2 separate regions of the Homo sapiens genome follow, and region 1 is linked to region 2. The links are chromatin loops, found by intact Hi-C in ENCODE. Cell type or tissue: CD4-positive, alpha-beta T cell. All regions are shown on one strand. Each heading gives the region's core, and the rest is flanking DNA. Links, peaks and the distances in the headings are about the cores only.

Evidence for each region. Hi-C counts contacts between places; a loop is a spot of excess contacts. Peaks named below come from ENCODE experiments on the same cell type or tissue, not always from the same donor. Only the 100,000 strongest peaks of a DNase experiment are listed, where the experiment ranks them.
Region 1: a loop joins it to region 2, with 3 times the contacts of the local background. A loop is called at or near these places in 27 of 110 quality-filtered maps.

What each region holds. Positions count from the first base shown.
Region 1 is chr3:48,544,384-48,553,115 of GRCh38, forward strand. PFKFB4 (6-phosphofructo-2-kinase/fructose-2,6-biphosphatase 4) reads right to left here. Exons shown (of 14, transcript NM_004567.4): 2 at 5,735-5,851; 3 at 5,481-5,577. MIR6823 (microRNA 6823) reads right to left here and starts at 5,638; the gene lies at 5,578-5,638. RefSeq lists enhancers at 6,049-6,712, 6,713-7,374, 7,375-8,038, 8,039-8,700. In CD4-positive, alpha-beta T cell, for the core only: a CTCF peak has its summit at 4,565 (motif pointing left); DNase peaks (open chromatin) are centred at 2,248 and 4,528.
Region 2 is chr3:48,431,540-48,440,271 of GRCh38, forward strand. CCDC51 (coiled-coil domain containing 51) reads right to left here and starts at 8,580. Exons shown (of 4, transcript NM_001256964.2): 1 at 8,449-8,580; 2 at 3,278-3,597; 3 at 2,168-2,332; 4 at 634-1,627. The coding sequence starts at 3,589. The coding sequence ends at 869. TMA7 (translation machinery associated 7 homolog) reads left to right here and starts at 8,718. Exons shown (of 4, transcript NM_015933.6): 1 at 8,718-8,732. RefSeq lists enhancers at 848-2,047, 1,164-1,213, 3,244-4,086, 8,386-8,525 and silencers at 4,573-4,672, 6,401-6,450. In CD4-positive, alpha-beta T cell, for the core only: CTCF peaks have their summits at 4,619 (motif pointing left) and 4,822; DNase peaks (open chromatin) are centred at 3,232 and 4,632; H3K4me3 peaks cover 136 bases; H3K27ac peaks cover 54 bases.

The DNA.
Region 1 (8,732 bases), core at 236-8,235, 110 kb after region 2:
CCTCCAGAATGGGAATCCCCCACCTATGACCAAACACTGACTATACAGTTTTCAGATCTTTTTTTTTTTTTTTTTTTTTTTTGAGATAAGGTCTCGCTCTGCCACCTAGGCTGGAGTGCAGCAGTGGGATCATGCCTCACTGCAGCCCAAACTCCTGGGCTCAAGCAATCTTCCTGCCTCAGCCTCCAGAGTAGCTGAAACTACAGGGATATGCCACCACACCTGGCTAATCTTTAAATTTCTTTTAGAGATGGGGTCTTGCTATGTTGCCCAGGCTTACACAATCTTTTTAAGTTCTCAGCTTTTTCATTTATTGCTGCAAAGTGGATTGACACAGAAGGTTTGTTTTTTTTTTTAGACAAGAGTCTTACTCTCTGTTGCCCAGGCTGGAGTGCAGTGGTGCAATCTCAGCTCACTGTAACCTCTGCCTCCCAGGTTCAAGCAATTCTTGTGCCTCAGCCACCCAAGTACCAGGGATTATGGGCACGTGCCACCACATCTGGCTAATTTTTGTATTTTCAGTAGAGATGGGGTTTCGCCATGTTAGCCAGGCTGGTCTCGAACTCCTGACTTCAAGTGATCTGCCCACTTTGGCCTCCCAAAGTGCTGGGATTACAGGCGCGAGCCACTGCACCCAGCCAGGATTATTCTCATCAATTTATCCTATGAGGTCTGGAGATAGATAAATTACCTTTTTATCTATTATCTTCCCTTTTTCTATGTAAGGGTAAAGCTAGATCTCCTAGCTTTGTGTTTTTTGTTTTTTGAGACAGAGTCTCACTTTGTTGCCCAGGCTGGAGTGCAGTGGCATGATCTCAGCTCACTACAACCTCCACCTTCTGGGTTCAAGCAATTATCCTGCCTCAGCCTCTCGAGTAGCTGGGATTACAGGCATGTGCCACCACACCCAGCTAATTTTTTGTATTTTTAGTAGAGATGGGATTTCACCATGTTGGCCATGTGGGTCTTGAACTCCTGACCTCAGGTGATCCACCCTCCTCAGCCTCCCAAGTGCTGGGATTGCAAGCTTGAGCCACAGTGCCCAGCCCTCCTGGCTTTGTTGATCTTTGGATTTTGTGTTTAAACTCCCAGCATGTCAAAGTCAAAGGGCTCTCATCAGGACGATATGCCTGAAATACAGCGGCAGAAGCTGATCTGAGAACCACAAAGAAATCAGTGGTAGAGCTGAGTCCAGGGCACTGAAAAGAGCTCTACTCTTACGGCTCCTTGTGACATTTCTTTTCTTTCTTTTGTTTTTTTTTTTTAAGAGACAGGGTCTCACTATGTTCCCCAGGCTGGTCTTTAACTCCTAGCTTCCAGTGATCCTCCCGCCACAGCCTCCCAAAATATTGGGATTACACATGTGAGCTACTATGTCCAGCCCTTGTAACCATTTCTGTGCCCCAATGGGTCTTCCAGTTAAAGCCTCAAAGTGCTTTCTTCCTCATGCCAAAAACATCTGAATTCTGAGAGTCCAGGTAACTGGCATTGGTAGGGACATTTCTCCTTAGAGCCCCACGTTCTGGGCTAAGATCTCTTTTGTGGGCTGCTCTGGCCATGACACCACCATGCAGGAGAGACCTCAGGGCCCCGGTGGAGATGCTGAGGGAAGAGCCTGGGAGCCTGTGTGTGTGCGTGTGTGTGTGTGTGTATAAGAGAGTGCAAATGGGGTGAAGAGATGCATATGTGCATGAATCCACACGTGTGGGTGGTTATGTGTGTGTTGTGCCCAAGTGTGTACATGTAAATCTGTGAGTGTACCTGTGTGAGTATTCCCTGGGCCCATGTATGAGCACAGGTGCACACACACGAGCGTGCACAACCCCTGTGTGCGGTATGTGACTAAATGGGCACAGGTATGAGTGAGTGTGCCCACATGTGTGCACACAGGATGTGTGTGCATGCACCCATGTGTATAAGTTTGTGTGTGTGTGTCCAAGCATATACAGAGTATGCATGTGGGGGTGACCATGTGTGTACACATGGTGTGTGTGTATACATGTCTTCATGTGCCATGTGACTGTGTGAGAACATATGCGATCATGCTTGGTGTGTACATGTGCACAGATCCACATGTGCATACAGGTGAACACAAGCGTATATGTGCCCACACACATGACTCTGAGGTATGCATATGTGTGTGCACCCACCTTCATGTGTAGTGGGTGACTGCATGTGTGTGGAAGAGTTAACACAGCAGGTATGAGAATGGTCCCCTTCGAAAGGCCTGCTTGTGAGGTTGGCCCTTGGCCAGGGTTGGGGAACTTGATGGTAAACAGTTCCCTCTAGTGATATGAAACTTTCCCTGAATTATAAGAGGAGCTCACTGTGCATAGACTGTTTATACAAACAACATGGTTTATGTTGATTATCTGCTTTCCTTCTGGGAGTCTGGAATTTTGGTACATGCTAGGCACAGGGTGCCTATATGACCAGCCCCCAGTAAAAACCTTGGTCGTTGAGTCTCTGATGAATTTCCCTGGCAGACAACATTTTACACATGTTGTCAATGTTCAATGCAGGAGGAATTAAGTGCGTCCTGTGTGACTCCATGAGGAGAAAATCTTGATGCTCGCTCCTGGTTTCCTCTGGACTTCACCCCAGGCCCCTTTTTCTGATTTTGCTTTGTGTCATTTTGCCGTACTAAGTCTTAGCCATGAGTCCAGCTATATGCCAAGTCCTGGGAGTCACCCTAGCAAATCACTGAACCTGAGGGCAGTCTTGGGGACCCCCTACACACCATGTATGAGCGTGCTCAGGTGTGTGTGTATATACAGGGTGAGAACATGTGCGCCTTCGTGTGTGTAATGGCCCTTGAATTACGTGTGGCTTAAGTGAGCCCAAGTATTTATATGTGTAGGTGCCCACACATGTACATATACCCTTATGTATAACGTGACTGTGTACACAGGGGGTGTGCATGTGTATGTACCCTGTGCATATGGTATACGCATGTCCGGATGTGTGCCTATGAGGTATGCACATGCATGCATGTGCCCACGTGTGTGTGTGCATAGGGGGCTTGTGTGTGGTATAGGACTGTGTGCAGGAGTATGAGTGTGCCTGTTTAGAATATGTGTACTTATGCCCTTGCATACACTTTGTTTTTGAGACAGAGTCTTACTCTGTCACCCAGGCTGGAGCACAGAGACGCAATCTTGGCTCATTGCAACCTCCACCTCCCAGATTCAAGCAATTCTCATGCCTCAGCCTCCTGATGTAGCTGGGATGACAGGCGCCCCACCACATGTGGCTAATTTTTGTAATTTTAGTAGAGATGGGGTTTTGCCATGTTGGCCAGGCTGGTCTCAAACTCCTGGCCTCAAGTGATCCACCCACCTCGGCCTCCCAAAGTGCTGGGATTACAGGCGTGAATCACTGCACCCGGCCTTGCACGCACTTTTCTAGATCTTCTGCTGTGTCCAGTGTCAGAGATGGACCTCAACACTGTGTGAGTAACTGGGCCTCTGGGAAATGCAGCTGTCTCTTCCCAGGTTTTCCATTTTAAAAACTCTGGTCCTTTTATTTTGCTAATTGGGAAATTTTGGGCTGATTAATAGGAGATGGCCCTGTGGCCCAGCCAGAGCCAGGATTCGGATACAGCAGAGAGGGTTTCTAGGGCAGCCAGAGGGTATGCCTGCAGAAAGGCAGCAATGAGCCTGTCCCCAGCTTCTGTTGCAGGGTGACCTTGGACTAGCTTCCCAACCTCTCTGAGTCTAGGTCTCTTCATTTGAATTAATCCCAAATATCCCTACCTTAGGGGGACAGCCAGAGTGGAACAGCTGGCAGACTCTCCCCACAAACACTATGGATTCAGGCAGGACGGACTTCAAATTCAAACCCTGAGTGACCCAAGGCACCCCCATCACTTTCTGGCCTTGGTCCCAGCATCTGGAAAAGTGAGGCACCGCCCACCACAGAAGCTGCTGGGAAGATCAGACAGTAGGCTATCAGCGTCCACAGCTTGGGGTTGTTGGCTGAGGCAGAAGAATTGCTTGAACCTGGGAGGCGGAGGTTGCAGTCAGCTGAGATTGCACTACTACATTCCAGCCTGGGCGACAGAGTGAGACTCCATCACACACACACACAAATAATAATAATTTTTAAAATAAATAAATAAAATTTGCATTTGATGTTCCTTGACCTACCTATTGAGGAATATTGGAATGATGGACACTTTTTAGCGGTGGATGGGCTTAGATTCAAGTCTGGGCGCTGATGTAAACTTGCTATTTTGTGCGAGACTCCTGGCCTGTCTGAGCCTCAGTTTCCTCATCTGTAAAAGTAGGGGGTGACAATGGGCATCAAGAACCCAGCACACGGTAGGTTCAGACATTAGTCCTCTACTTTTTATCTGGCTCAATATAACCAGAGGGTCCAGCCTTGATTTTTACCCACAATTTGGCCATAGAAACCTGAATATCAGGCTCCCCTTCCCTTCTTGGTGCCACAGCCTGGCCCAGCCACACCGATGCAAGAACAAAGGCAGTCTCCAGTCTGAAGGTCCAAGCCCCACAGCAGGGAGTTCCTGCCCCCTGGTGGCCAGAGAAGGAACGGGTAGCCTAGTGTGGACCCCAGTGGCAGCCTGGTAGCCACTGGGCTTGATTTGGGGAAGTCACTAGAGCTGGGTCAACCTCTGCTCACTGCCCTATCCTGATGGCTGGGCCAAGAGCAAGTCTCTGCCACCCTAGGTTGATAAGGGGCTTCTCAAGACCACAGCTAACACCTCCTGAGAAAAGCACAGCATGGCTGCTCAGACCACCAGCTGGTGCTCAGTTCCTTGAAGAAAGGACTCAGTTCAAGTCTGAAAGTTGTTGAGGGTGGGGCGGTAGCATATACATATTTCTATCTCCAGAGTAACAGCAGAAGTGTGAACGACTCACCCAGCAGCATCTAGGAGATGTCAATGCAAAGCCAATCGCACCAGCAATCACACACCAAGAACATGCTCCAAATACACAGGAGAGAGCTTATCCTGGGGCAAGGGAGGAAGCCCCCCACCCCCAGCTCCATCCCTAAGGCCTGTATGCCTGCACTCACTCAGGTTCCCTTCCCCAGCAGCAGCCATCCCCACGGGGCGCTGGGGTGAGCGAGCGTGACCTCCAGGCAGCAGCTCCAACGACCTGCATGGGCTGAGCCCCTCTTACCTCCCTGAAGCTCTGTCCTTCCCAAGGGTTCCTTAACCCCAGGGCAGGAATGGCCCAGCCACCAGGAGGCCACACAACACACCCTCTCCTCTCATCCCCAAACCCATCACCTCCCACCCCCACCACATCCTGAGAGATCCAGAGACCAGCCTTGTCACACAGCCCTGTCACACAGCCATCAGGGCTGGGCAAGGCCAGGGCTCAGGAGTAGCTCAGTCATTCACCAGCAGCTCCACTCCAGGGGCTTCTCAGTAAATGGTCAGTAATGTGTTAGCTTTCTCCACACTGGGTCCCCCAGCAACCTCTCCCCCCACACCCAACACATATACTTACTTCCTGATTTTCAGGCCCTCTTCATTGTCGGGGAGAAAAAATTCAAAAGATTTGTAGGTCTTGACCACGTCCCGGCGATACTGGCCAACATTGAACTCTGGAGGGAAGGAGAGGCTCAGCTTTCACAGCAACAGCAACCCCTACCAACCCTGACCTTGACCCAACCCCAGGCCAAATAATAGAGAATAGGCCTTCTCTATTCTCTTCGTCATGCCCCACAAAGCTCCCCTTAGACAGCTGGGGCCAAGCCTCACCCCGAGTGGGCACACCAATCCAGTTCAGGTATCGAGTCAGCTTCTTGGAGATGTAGGTCTTGCCCCTGGCGGGCAGGCCCACCATGACAATGAGAGTTGGGCAGTTGGTCATGCACACTAAAAGGCAAGCAGCACAGTGTCAGATGAGGGCTGGGACCCTCCCAGCGCACCCCTCCCTCTCAGCCTGTGGTCTCTCAGCCTCAGGGCATGGGACTGGCATCAGACGTATCTTCTTGGCTTCCTAGCATCCCCACACAGCTCCTGGAGTGGCCCCAGATGCTGGTTTCAAGCCACCGTTGGCATGTCCCCCTTCCCCAGGCCCGCCTGGGCTCTGGCAGACACAGTGGGATCTCTCCAGCCCTTTTCATCCTGATGTGCACCACCAGGCATAAAGTCAACCGAACTTGCCACTGGCTAAACATGGCTAGGGGGGTCCCCACCGCATGAAGGACAGGACCAAAACCCAGCAGGGTAATCAACACCCTGCCTCTGTCATCCAGGAATCCATACCCTAACCTTTTTACATCTCTCCCACCCCATCCATCACTCAGTGCTCCCAGAACACATAGCCCCACTGCATGCCCTCCCTGTGGTGAACTTCTTTTCATCATACAAAGCCCAGCTAAAAAGTCACTTCCTCAATGAGTCCTTTCCCCAAGGCATCTCCATGGCCACCGGGAACACCCCTCACCCTCAATCCTGGTCACCTCACTAATGACACTCTTCTCTCTAGACTGATCACTTACAGCAGAAGAAGCCCTGTGGTATCTGAGCCCTTTAGGGCCCTGGGGCCTGGCACAGCGCTGGTGCTCAGGAACTGTGGGCAGGATCAGGGAGGGAGGCATCTAGAAGTCTCTCAGGGTAAGGACCACAAGGGGTTGAGACCAGAGACCCAGACTGATGCCCACAAGGACAGTCCCTCTGATAGCCCACCCACCACCATCCATGTGCCACAGGTCAGTGTGCCAGCCAGAGAAGATGCCAGGCTAGAGGCACGGAAGGATCTGAATACAGCCCCCTATATTCCCAGCTGGCTAGAACAGATACCAAGGCAGCAGAACTGCCAGCTTCATCTTATGGGACCTAGCTCACTTTTCTTTTTTTTTTTTTTTTTTTGAGACGGAGTCTCACTCTGTTGCCCAGGCTGGAGGGCAGTGGTGCGATCTTGGCTCACTGCAACCTCTGCCTCCCAGGTTCAAGCGATTCTCCTGCCTCAGCCTCCCAAGTATCTAGGATTACAGACACCTGCCACCACACCTGGCTAATTTTTGTATTTTCAGTAGAGACGGGGTTTCGGCATGTTGGTCAGGCTGGTCTCAAAACTCCTGACCTCAGGTGATCCGACTGCCTGGGCCTCCCAAAGTGCTGGGATTACAGGTGTGAGCCATCACCTCCAGCCTTCTTTTTTTTTTTTTTTTTTTTTTTTTTTTTTTTTGAGAGGGAGTCTCGCTCTGTCGCCCTTGCCCAGGCTGGAGTGCTGGAGGACACTGGTACCCAGCTCACTGCAACCTCTGCCTCCCGGGCTCAAGCAATTCTCGTGCCTCAGCCTCTCAAGTAGCTGGGATTACAAGCACATGCCACCACACCTGGCTAATTTTTGTATTTTCAGTAGAGACAGGATTTCATTATGTTAGTCAGGCTGGTCTCGAATTCCTGACCTCAGGTGATCTGCCTGCCTCGTCCTCCCAAAGTGCTGGGATTACAGGCGTGAGCCCAGCCCTCAGCTCAGTTTCCAGTGCCATCAAACGCGGTCTCACGTCAGAAGCCTCAGGAAGCTTCCTTTTCCTCATCCTTAGGACCTGGGTCAGGTAAAACCATAGCAGACAGGCAGATGAACAGATGTGGGGACCTGTCACTGCCCCTCTTCTTGGTTCTGCAAGTGCCTTCACCTGGTTGCCTAGACAGACTGTCCCCACCAACAAGTTGTTTCCCTCAGAGCACAGAGGCCCCAGAAGCACTTCCGCAGGGGATCAGGAGTCAGGCCTGGGTTGCCATCTTGAGTCTGACACTCATTGGGAACTCTGAGCCTCGGTGTCCCCAGCTGTAAAATGGGGCAGTCATCCCTCAGAGAAGCCTAGTGCTATCCAAGAGCCTGGGCACTTCTGGGAAGCTGTGCCCTCTGTCCTACCCTGGCGGATACTGAGCTAAAGCCATAGGTGTACCTCGGCACCGACTGCCCTTGGGACTCAGGGCATGGAGGCGGTGGCCTGGCCCCAGGCAGGCCCTGCAGAGAAACAAAGGGCCTTGCTTGCCAGTGGGGGCTCCATCACTCCTGTGCATTCCCCTTGTTTAAAGGTGACCCAAATGGTGAGCCTCAGGGGCGGGAAGGAGGAGACCCCATGAAACAGGCTGACTGAGTGAGAGTGGAGAAACTTGCAGAGAACTCTCAGTATTAGCTAAGGTGAGAGGAAAACAAGTTAGGCAAGGCCTTGCCTCCTCAGGGCCGGTGGACAGCTGAGGCCCGCATTGTGCATTGTTTGCATAGTTCCCGGCCAGGTGGCCGGGCTCTCAAGCAACCAAGGGCAGTGCGACAGCTGCTAAGCAGGAGGAAATCCTGCATCTACCCTGCTCCCGCTGATGGGGCCACCCCCCAACTGCTCCTTCAGGGACTCCCAAAACCTCAGGACTGGGGATCTGCACCCCCTCTCCACATCTCCTATTTTCCCAGAGACAGCTCCAGCCTCCTCCCATGGCATTTGGTGGCATTTCCCTTCCCGCCTTCCACCCACATGCGCAGCACAAGGTGGGCAGGCAGGGCAGCAAATCAGGCCTGGGTGCAAAACAAGGCAATAAATTACCTATCTCCTCTGCTCCCCAAGATAAGCTCCCAAGGAAATGACCCAAAAGAAAACCAAAGTTCAAGTGTATCACAACAGCTCTGCTTACCATAGCAAAACACTGGGAAATTCCAGCCATAAGAAATTGCCAACTGAGGCACAACAAGGAGGGAACACATTGCAGCTCTCAAAACAGAGCACGTGGACTAAGCGGGCTGGGT
Region 2 (8,732 bases), core at 187-8,186:
GGGTCACTGTTCCCCTCTGAAAAGAGATCATACATATGCCCCACTGCACCTCCCACCTGTGGGAGACCCCCCCCTCCCTATCACTGCCTCTCCATGCACACTCCCGGTGTCCTGAGCTCTGCCTATGCCTGTGGAAGATATCCCCGGGCTGTGTGGGGGTGTGCACCCAGCCCCCGTGGCACACCACTGCTGCCCAAAGCAATCTCTGTACCAGGGATCCAGACTGGCCACCAATCCCTATACTTATGTCCCCAGCAACATTTATCAACCATTCTCCCAATCTCCCTTCCCTGCTCTCCTCTGATCACTCCTCCAGTACTAGAACCAGGAAGTTCTCCCCCACATGGTAGAGAAAGTGATCCAGGAGATGGGAAGCAACCATGGTCACGAAATGAGTAGGCAGCAGGCTAGGTTCCACTCACTGGAACTCCCAGGCCATCTGACACCGGACAGTCAGGTAACTGGAGGAAATCCAAAATGAAAATCTAGGCCTCAGGAGTGCATCCATAACAGTTCAGAAAAGAGGACAGAGAGGAGATGAGAGAGGAACTAAAGGGGGTGACTACCCCAACTCCAGGCCCAACCTTCAAGTCTTGGATCTTGATTCTTAATGAAAAAAACTCAGTCTGATTGTTTTAAATAATAAAACTCAGGATATTTTAATTGGACATTAGCACAAAGTTTTGATAATTAATGTAAATGAACCTTGTCTACAAAGCGAAGCATGCCTGCTGGTGAGCCACACAGATACTGCTCCTTCAGATTGAGGTTGTACATGCCCCCAAAGGCTCGCTTCATTGCTACGATTCTCTACTTAAATCCACATTCACAGCTATTGCCTCAGACCCTCTGGAGGAGGGGCCAGGGGTTAGCTGGCTTTGAATAGCATGTAGAGCACAGGCAGTGTGGCCACAAATGTCACACAGGTGACCAGGGTGCTATAGATGGTGTTCCTGTTGACTTGGGCTTCTAGTCTCTGCTCCGTGTCTGACAGTGCCAAGATCATGCTCCCCTGCTCCAGCAAGAAGCTGGGCATAGCCCCGTCTGCTGGTTCCACCAGGCCTGGGTGTGCTGCAGACTTTACAAGCTGAACCACCCCAGCCATTTGGCTACAAGTCTTTTCTAGGCCATCAAGCTGCTCTCGTAAGCCTTCTAGACATGAATGGACTTGCCTGGAATGACTAAGCTGCTCTTTCAAGGCAGCTGAAAGGACATCTACATCTCTGTCTCTGGTCGGGGGACTACCTGCCTGTGACCCAGAGTCCTGCCCTGGCCCAGCAGCATGTACCAGGCCCCTCAGGTCCACCATGAGATTGTGGAGGTCCCTCTGCTGGCGGGAGTAGCTAGACGCCTGTTCTCGAATGGCCTCTTGGAGACTCACAGGCCCCTTCTGCGCCTCCAGGAGTAAAGCCTTCAGCTCCTGTAGTCGCACACGGTTCACATAGGTGGAGCCAGCCACACCAATCAGGGCCCCCAGGACTGAGCCAATGAGGGACCAGTTCTTGGTCCTCTCAGCCCTTGTGCGCTCCTTCTCATGACTTTCCCGCACAGCTGCAGAGAAGAGGGAGAACTTCTCTCGCTCAGAGTCTTCTGCACGCAGATAGGCTGTGCGAAGCCTCTTCTCCTCCTGCAGAAGCAAAGCCATGTTATTGGATTACATGGGCACAAGGTGGCCCTGCAGCTATAGCCACCAGCAGATGGCTCACTACCTTGTGCCTGGCAGAGTACATGTTCCATAGACCCATGCTGAATGAATGAAGGTAGCACCAACCTGGCTGGGTCAGAAGGGCAAAGGAATTGGGAGTGATCAAAGTGAGTTGCATGATCGTCCCACCTGAGCAGTTCTGGGTTTGACCAGAGGTGCACTTATGTCTACACAAAGGGAAGTGTCCAGCACTCCCTAGGCCAGCCCCTCCATAGTTCTCCTTCCTCAGCATTCTGAGTCCCAGGCTACGCTGCCCTGAAGAGTTGGCCCCAGTACTCCAGAAGAAAGTATATGGATAGACTCTGGAAGCTTGGGGTTCTGTCCATCCATAGGAGCTTCTGGCTCACCTCTGTACCAGGCCTCTGACTACAGACCAGTCAGGGTTCCCACCCGGCCCCTCCATGATCTGCCAGGCTAGGGTCACTGTCCAGGTGCGAAAGGGCTGCCTCCTGAGGTGCCTACCTGCAGCATCCTGTGCTCGAGAGTAGCCAGTTCCAAGTACTGACTGTCCTCCCTGGAGACACGGTCCAAGCGGTCCCTCACCTCCTTCAGCTTGGCCTGGTGAACTTCCAAGTCCTCCCGAGCCTCTCGGACAAGCCCTCGAGCCACCATGAACACTTTCTCAGCCTGCAAAGAGAAAACCGGAGGCCATCTGCACCTTCTCTCCACACCCACACAGGCTCAGCTGCATTCCCAGCAAGGCATTCCCAGAAGAGGTCACTGGGGTGTGAGCTGCAAAGGGTGGAAACGGAATTCCTTAGACACTAATCCTGGCTCACCCAGTGGTGCTCAAAGTGCAGCCTTGGGCCACACCCATCAGAATCACGAGATTTAGCCATTCAAGCAGAAATAACATGCCCCTGAAAAAACTTGAAAACAGCTAACAATGCACACAATTTGTGTCCATCAAACCTGTGTTGGTAGGCTGTTTCCCGTGTGTTGCCTTATTTATGCCTTATAACAATGCCATGAAAGGCACTGCTGTGGCCTCCAGTTTATAAACCCAGAAACACCAGCTCAGCCAAGCTCACAATCTCCAAGGAAAGAGATGGCACTGTTTGTCTCAAAGTCCCAGCTGAACCCCAGGTTCTTCCCACCACGCTACACTACTACATGCCTAAGCAGGAGTGGGAACAGAGATGACAGAATGCATTTCTGCCACCACAAAGGACTTGACAACCACCACCAGCTCTTTCCACCTCACACTGTGACATTTCCTAGTGCCCTCTATCTTCACAAAAGATGTTGTAATTACACACAGTAACAGTACCGCAGCAAGCCCCACGTAACTCTCACCATCAATCCCCAAATGGTCCACAAAGGAAGTATTTGCTGGCCTCACAGAGTGGATGTTAGTGGCCAGGGACTTACTGGTACACAGTAACTGTTTTCGGGGAAAGTAGGTGGCACAGTTACATGGAGACCTTCACCCCAGAAGCATCAAGCCCAGGTTTCCACGTGAGAAATGAGGCTAAACACAAGTCTGGATGTGGCTACCCAGCACCACGTGACTGGTTTGGCACATTTCCCAAGTCAGAGGGCGGGGCCAGCCACCCCAGCTCCCCTCCTCACCTCTGTCACCTTTCCCTGGGCCTCTCGAACCTCGTTGAGTCCAACAAACTCTTCATATCTGTCCCACCAAGTCTTGGCTGTGGAGGTCGCTCGTTGCTGAATGCTGTGCCCCAGGGCTCTTCCCAGTGCTGGGAGGCGGTGGTGCAGCCCCAGGGCCACCTCCTCAGGTCTTTTCTCTCCGGGCTGGCTTGGGCCTGGGCTGCAGAGAGTCCTGGTCATGAAGAGGTCCCTTCCAAGGAGGCCCCTCCGAACCAGTACGTGGGGCACACCCACGATGTGCTGCATGGCAAACCCAGGGCTGCGCCCCATCATCCTGAGATCTGTGAGGGGGACGCCAGACAGGTCAGCTCACAGCTGAGAAAGGCTGGACATAAGTCAGTTTTGAGGCCTAGGGACAGTTCTGAACAGACTAATCCCCACTCAAATCATCTAAACTGAGCACCACCCTGTTGGGCCCAGAGACTGTGGCCCCTGTGGCAAGAGGATGGTCAGGCTCTCCTCTGGGTGCTCTTGGACAATGGAACACAGTTGGGGACGAGCCTCTAGGATGCCATACCTTCCAGTGCCCGCCACCATGCCACACAAAGCGGACCCTTCCCTGCTACCCACTTCCCTACATCCTCCAGGTCTCTCTGCTGTGACTTGAATGAGAATCCTGGTGCCCAGGTTTCTGATGTCAAAGACAGTTTTTAAACCAGACTTGTACACATGCTGACAAAGCCCCACAAAGACGCATAAATACTCCCTGCAATGTTGTGGAACTCAGGGGAATTCAGGAAGACTAAGATCCAGGATCATTTCTGTAAAACAGCCTCAAAACCAACTCCCCAGACTCTCCAAGGACTGCCTCAGCACAAGGGAAGCAGAGTTTCAATTCTGTGCAAGGACCTAAGGACACAGGCCATTTGTGACCCAAGACAGAAAACTCTCAGCTCTCCTCTAAGATAATTCCAGGGGCAAAAAAAAACAAAACAAAACTGTTTTTGCCACAGAGGACTTTTCTTAGGTTCACGCCATACAACTCCGCCCCCAGACTTTCCAGGCTACCAACTCTCAGTCTCACACTTCACGACTTCCATAAGCTTTCTCTTTCCTCTCCAACCTGCCATTGCTCAACAGGTTAGGTTTCTCTCATCTTTCCCTTTTCCATCTTGCTTTGATGTTTGGGCCTGCTTCTCATTACCTGGACAGCAGGGAGTCTCCTGTTATCCAGAATCAGGCCTCACCTGAGCCCAAGAGTGCCAGTGACTCTGAGGACCCCAAAGAGGTGGCCAGGTGACCCATTTTCCCAGAAAAAGCTGAGCCAACAGCACCCTCCTCTGGCCAAACCACACCTCAAAGTCCCTAAGCACTGATCCTGGCTGTGAGAGCGACACCTGGTGGCCAACAGACCACGCCACAGAGAGAAAAGCAGAGGGAGCTGCAGACAGGAAGGAACTGAAGGAGCTCCAGATACAGAATAGAAAGGGGCTTCCTGATGGAAGGTGATATGAGACAGAGGCTCCCCACAGCACCCTAGCCTCCTCTCCATCATGCTGTGCTAAGAACTGTCTTTGGAGAAGCTCAGCGGCTTTGAAAACACAGCTGGTTGGGTAGAAACATGTCTTCTGGGCAAAGTGGGCCTGAGCTGAGAGCCGCAGAAGGGAACTTCACTGTGACAGTGATCCCAAGCTGGTGCCACACCCAAACCCCTGGGCCCCCTTCATAAGGCTGGGTTCCATGCCCATGAGGGTGCATACCATCCAGGCCCCAGCAGCCCAGTCAGACTCCCAGGCCTCAAGGCCAGCACCCATGACACACAGGCTGAGATCCTATAACACCCCTGCAGGTGTATCCTTCATCAGACAAAGCATGCAGTGTCCGCCATGGCTGGCACCACTTTCAACACCCTCTCTTCCCAACATCACTGCCCCTCTTGGCTTCCTCCAACCTTCTCAGCCTCCTTTCCCAGCACCTCCTCTACTAGCTGCCCATTTTTAGACCCCAGCAAAGTCACCCATTCCTGGCAGAGATGACAGCTACTGTCTCCTATGCAATCTCGGCTTTCTCCCCTGCCGTCCCCCACCCCCATGTTCTGCACATGGCAGCCCAAGGCCCTGTAACACAAAAATCAGATTACATCCCTCTGATCAAAATCCCCCAACAGCTCCCATTTCACCTGGCGGTGGCCAAGAAATCCTGAGACCTCTCAGCCCTCATCCTCTTCCTTCTACTGCCATACTCTGCTCCAGCCACCGTGCTGGTCTGTGCCCTGCCACCTTGTCCAGCTGGATGACTCTTCCTCCACGAGTCTACTCGGCTCACCCCGACATCTTCATCTTTGCCCAAATATCACCTCTCAGTAAGGCTTCCTTGACCACTCCCTCCCCAGCTACCTTCTCTGCTTTATTTTTCTCCTGATGGATATATTTCCTTATGTGTTGCCTATTCTCTCACTAGAACATAAGCTGGGTGACAACAGACTTCATAAGGGAATGTGGCAATAATTCCCATGTGGCAACTGGAGTTGTTTCTCCACTCCAGTCCCTCCCCTCAGCCTCTCCACCATCCCACCAGCCCCCAACCCTGGGCCCTGTTTCTCAGCCCCCAGGATGTCACCACTTAGATGTTTCACAGGCCCCCCAACCAGCAAGGAGAAGAATGTTCCTGGCAAAGAGAAAAGGTGGAAAGTGCTTGAGGTCGCCCAAAACCTGAAAGGCAGTCAGTGCAACTGGAAAGCAAAAGCAGAGAAGAGTGGATGGAGAGGCTGGATAGGTGAAGCAGGGCCCTGAGGGTCAAGTTCGGAATCCTGCCCCTTCAGATCCATTCTCCCGCTCTATGTAGATGGCTGTCTCCTACCAACTGCCCCTTCCTCAAGCCTCTATCATCTGTTCCTCATCTTCACTTCCAGCTGATGGTCTGCTTGCTTCATTTTCCATCAAGAAAATAATAAAAAGTTGGAAGAGAACTTCCACAAACTCCCACCATACCTTCCCAACCATCAGTAACTGCCCCATTTCCACCTCCTCTCTTGATCCTCAGGATAAAAAACCCATGCTTCTAGGGAAAACCAACCTGTGCCCCAGGTCCCAAATCCTCTCTCCTCCTGAGACATTACTCAGTAATTGATCTGACACCCCCCCACCAGCAACTGCCCCATTTCTTTGGTTTCCTTTATAACCAAACTCCTTGACAGACTGCCTGAATTCACTGTTTCTGTTCCTCTTCTCTGATTCCGTCCAGCTCCCTCTGATCTGGCCTTCACCTGCTCCTCCTTCACATGCCATTTTTCACTCGGTTTCCAGTCCCCACTCATCTGCCTAACCTCTGGAAACTGTAGCACCCCGGCACTCGGCACTCAGACTCCTCTCTTATCCAGTCCTGTGGTTTTAAAAATCATCTATGAAAATGGTCAAAAAAATTTATTTTGGTGATGGCCATACAACTTTGTGAATATAATAAAACCACTGAATTGTACACATTGCATGAATTACATGGTATGCAAGTTATATATCAATAAAGTTGTTTTTTTAAAAAAAAAACAGAACTATACTCTTGACTCCTCCAGCGCAGACCTCTCTCCCCAGGGTTCTAGGCTCATTTATCAAACTTCCCAACCTATATCTCTGCCTGAAAATCTAATGGGGATCTCATCTTCCCCTCCCAAACCTTTTTTTCCCATAGCCTTCTCCATCATGGATGACAGCAATACCAAGTTCAAATATTCAGATCAACAACCTCGCATCACCCCTGATTCCTCATTTCTCTCCCACCTCACATCCATCTATCAGCAAATGCCCCTGGCTTTCCAAATCCAGGATCCCTCCTCCTCTCACCTCTGCCACTGCTACCAAATGGTCCCAGTGACCCACATCACATCTCTAGCCTGGATTATCCCAAGAGCCTCCTGACAGATGTCACCCTGCTTCTATTCCAGCCCCTACAATTTATTGTCAGTCGAGCAGTCAGTGTTCCTTTCCAAACACAGGTGGAACCATTGTCTCTCTGCTCAACCTCTACAATGGTTCCCCACTTCTCTCAAGGTAAAAGCCTGTCTTTTCCATGGCCTACAGGGAACCTACCCACTGGCTCTCATTCCTCTCTGACCTCATCTCCCACTAGTCTCCCTTTCCTCACTCCACTCCAAGCACATGGACCTTCTTGAAGTTGCTGGAACGCACCAAGTTGTCCCCAGCTCAGGGCCTTCACGACAGCTGCTATCTGTGCTGCTCGCTCCCTCACCTTCTTCAAGTCCTGCTCAAATAGTAGCCCCTTGGGAGGTCTTCCCCATGCACCCTATCAGATATGGCCATCCCACTCCCACCCTAGCACTCCTGACCCACTTTCTCTGCTTTATTTTTTCCATGCATATATCACATGACCTGCAACATGTATCCCATTTATTTGCTTTGGTTATAGTCTGTCTCACTCACTAGAATTTCAGCTTGGTACCTACATATAGTACGTACCCAGCAAAAAATGTACTCATCTGCCTAATCTCTGGACACTGTAGCATCCCAGCGCTCAGCACTGTTATTTAAAAAAATAACAACTTTGGCTGGGTGCGGTGGCTCACGCCTGTAATCCCAACACTTTGGGAGGCTGAGGCGGGGGGATCACGAGGTCAGGAGTTCGAGACCAGCCTGGCCAACATGGCGAAACCCCGTCTCTACTAAAAATACAAAAATTTTCCGGACATGGTGGCGGGCACTTGTAATCCCAGCTACTGGGGAGGCTGAGGCATGAGAATCGCTTGAACCCAGGAAGCAGAGGTTGCAGTGAGCCAAGATCGTGCCATTGCACTCCAGCCTGAGAGACAAGAGCAAGACTCCATCTCGGGGGGAAAAGAAAAAAAAGCTTTATTGATATATAACTTGCATACCATATAATTCACCCAATGTGTACAATTCAGTAGTTTTACTATATTAACAGAGTTGTATGGCCATCACCAAAATAAATTTTTTTGACCATTTTCATAGATGAACAAACAGAATTCGCAAACTGCTGCACCCCTGACTATATTATAAAACTCCTTACAGGGTTTTCCAAAGCTATAGGACCACGTGATATAACTCCCGTCCACTTCTGCCATCTCCCCGCCTAATCTCCCTCCACCCAAGCTGTGCTTTCCTTGGTTCCAGGAAAGCGACGAGCTTGAAGCTCTTTGCACATGCACATGCCCTGCTGTCTACCTGCAGTGCTCTTCCCGCGCACGGCCACAGGCCTGGTAGGCCGTCCGGTTAAGTACCCCTCCTACGGTTCCGATTCTACCCTGGCAGGACAACCCTAGCTCCTCGTACCTGGCGTGGCCCGACCAATCGTCTGCCACTCAGTTGACCTCTGACCTGTTAGTACCCGCCCCTGGAGCGCCGCATCCGGTAGCGAGAGTTCAACTTCCTGACTAGGAGCCAATCAGCGGGGCCGCCTCGCTGTCTACGACAAAGGGTGGGGCAGACGCTCCGTTTCCGGTGGCAGG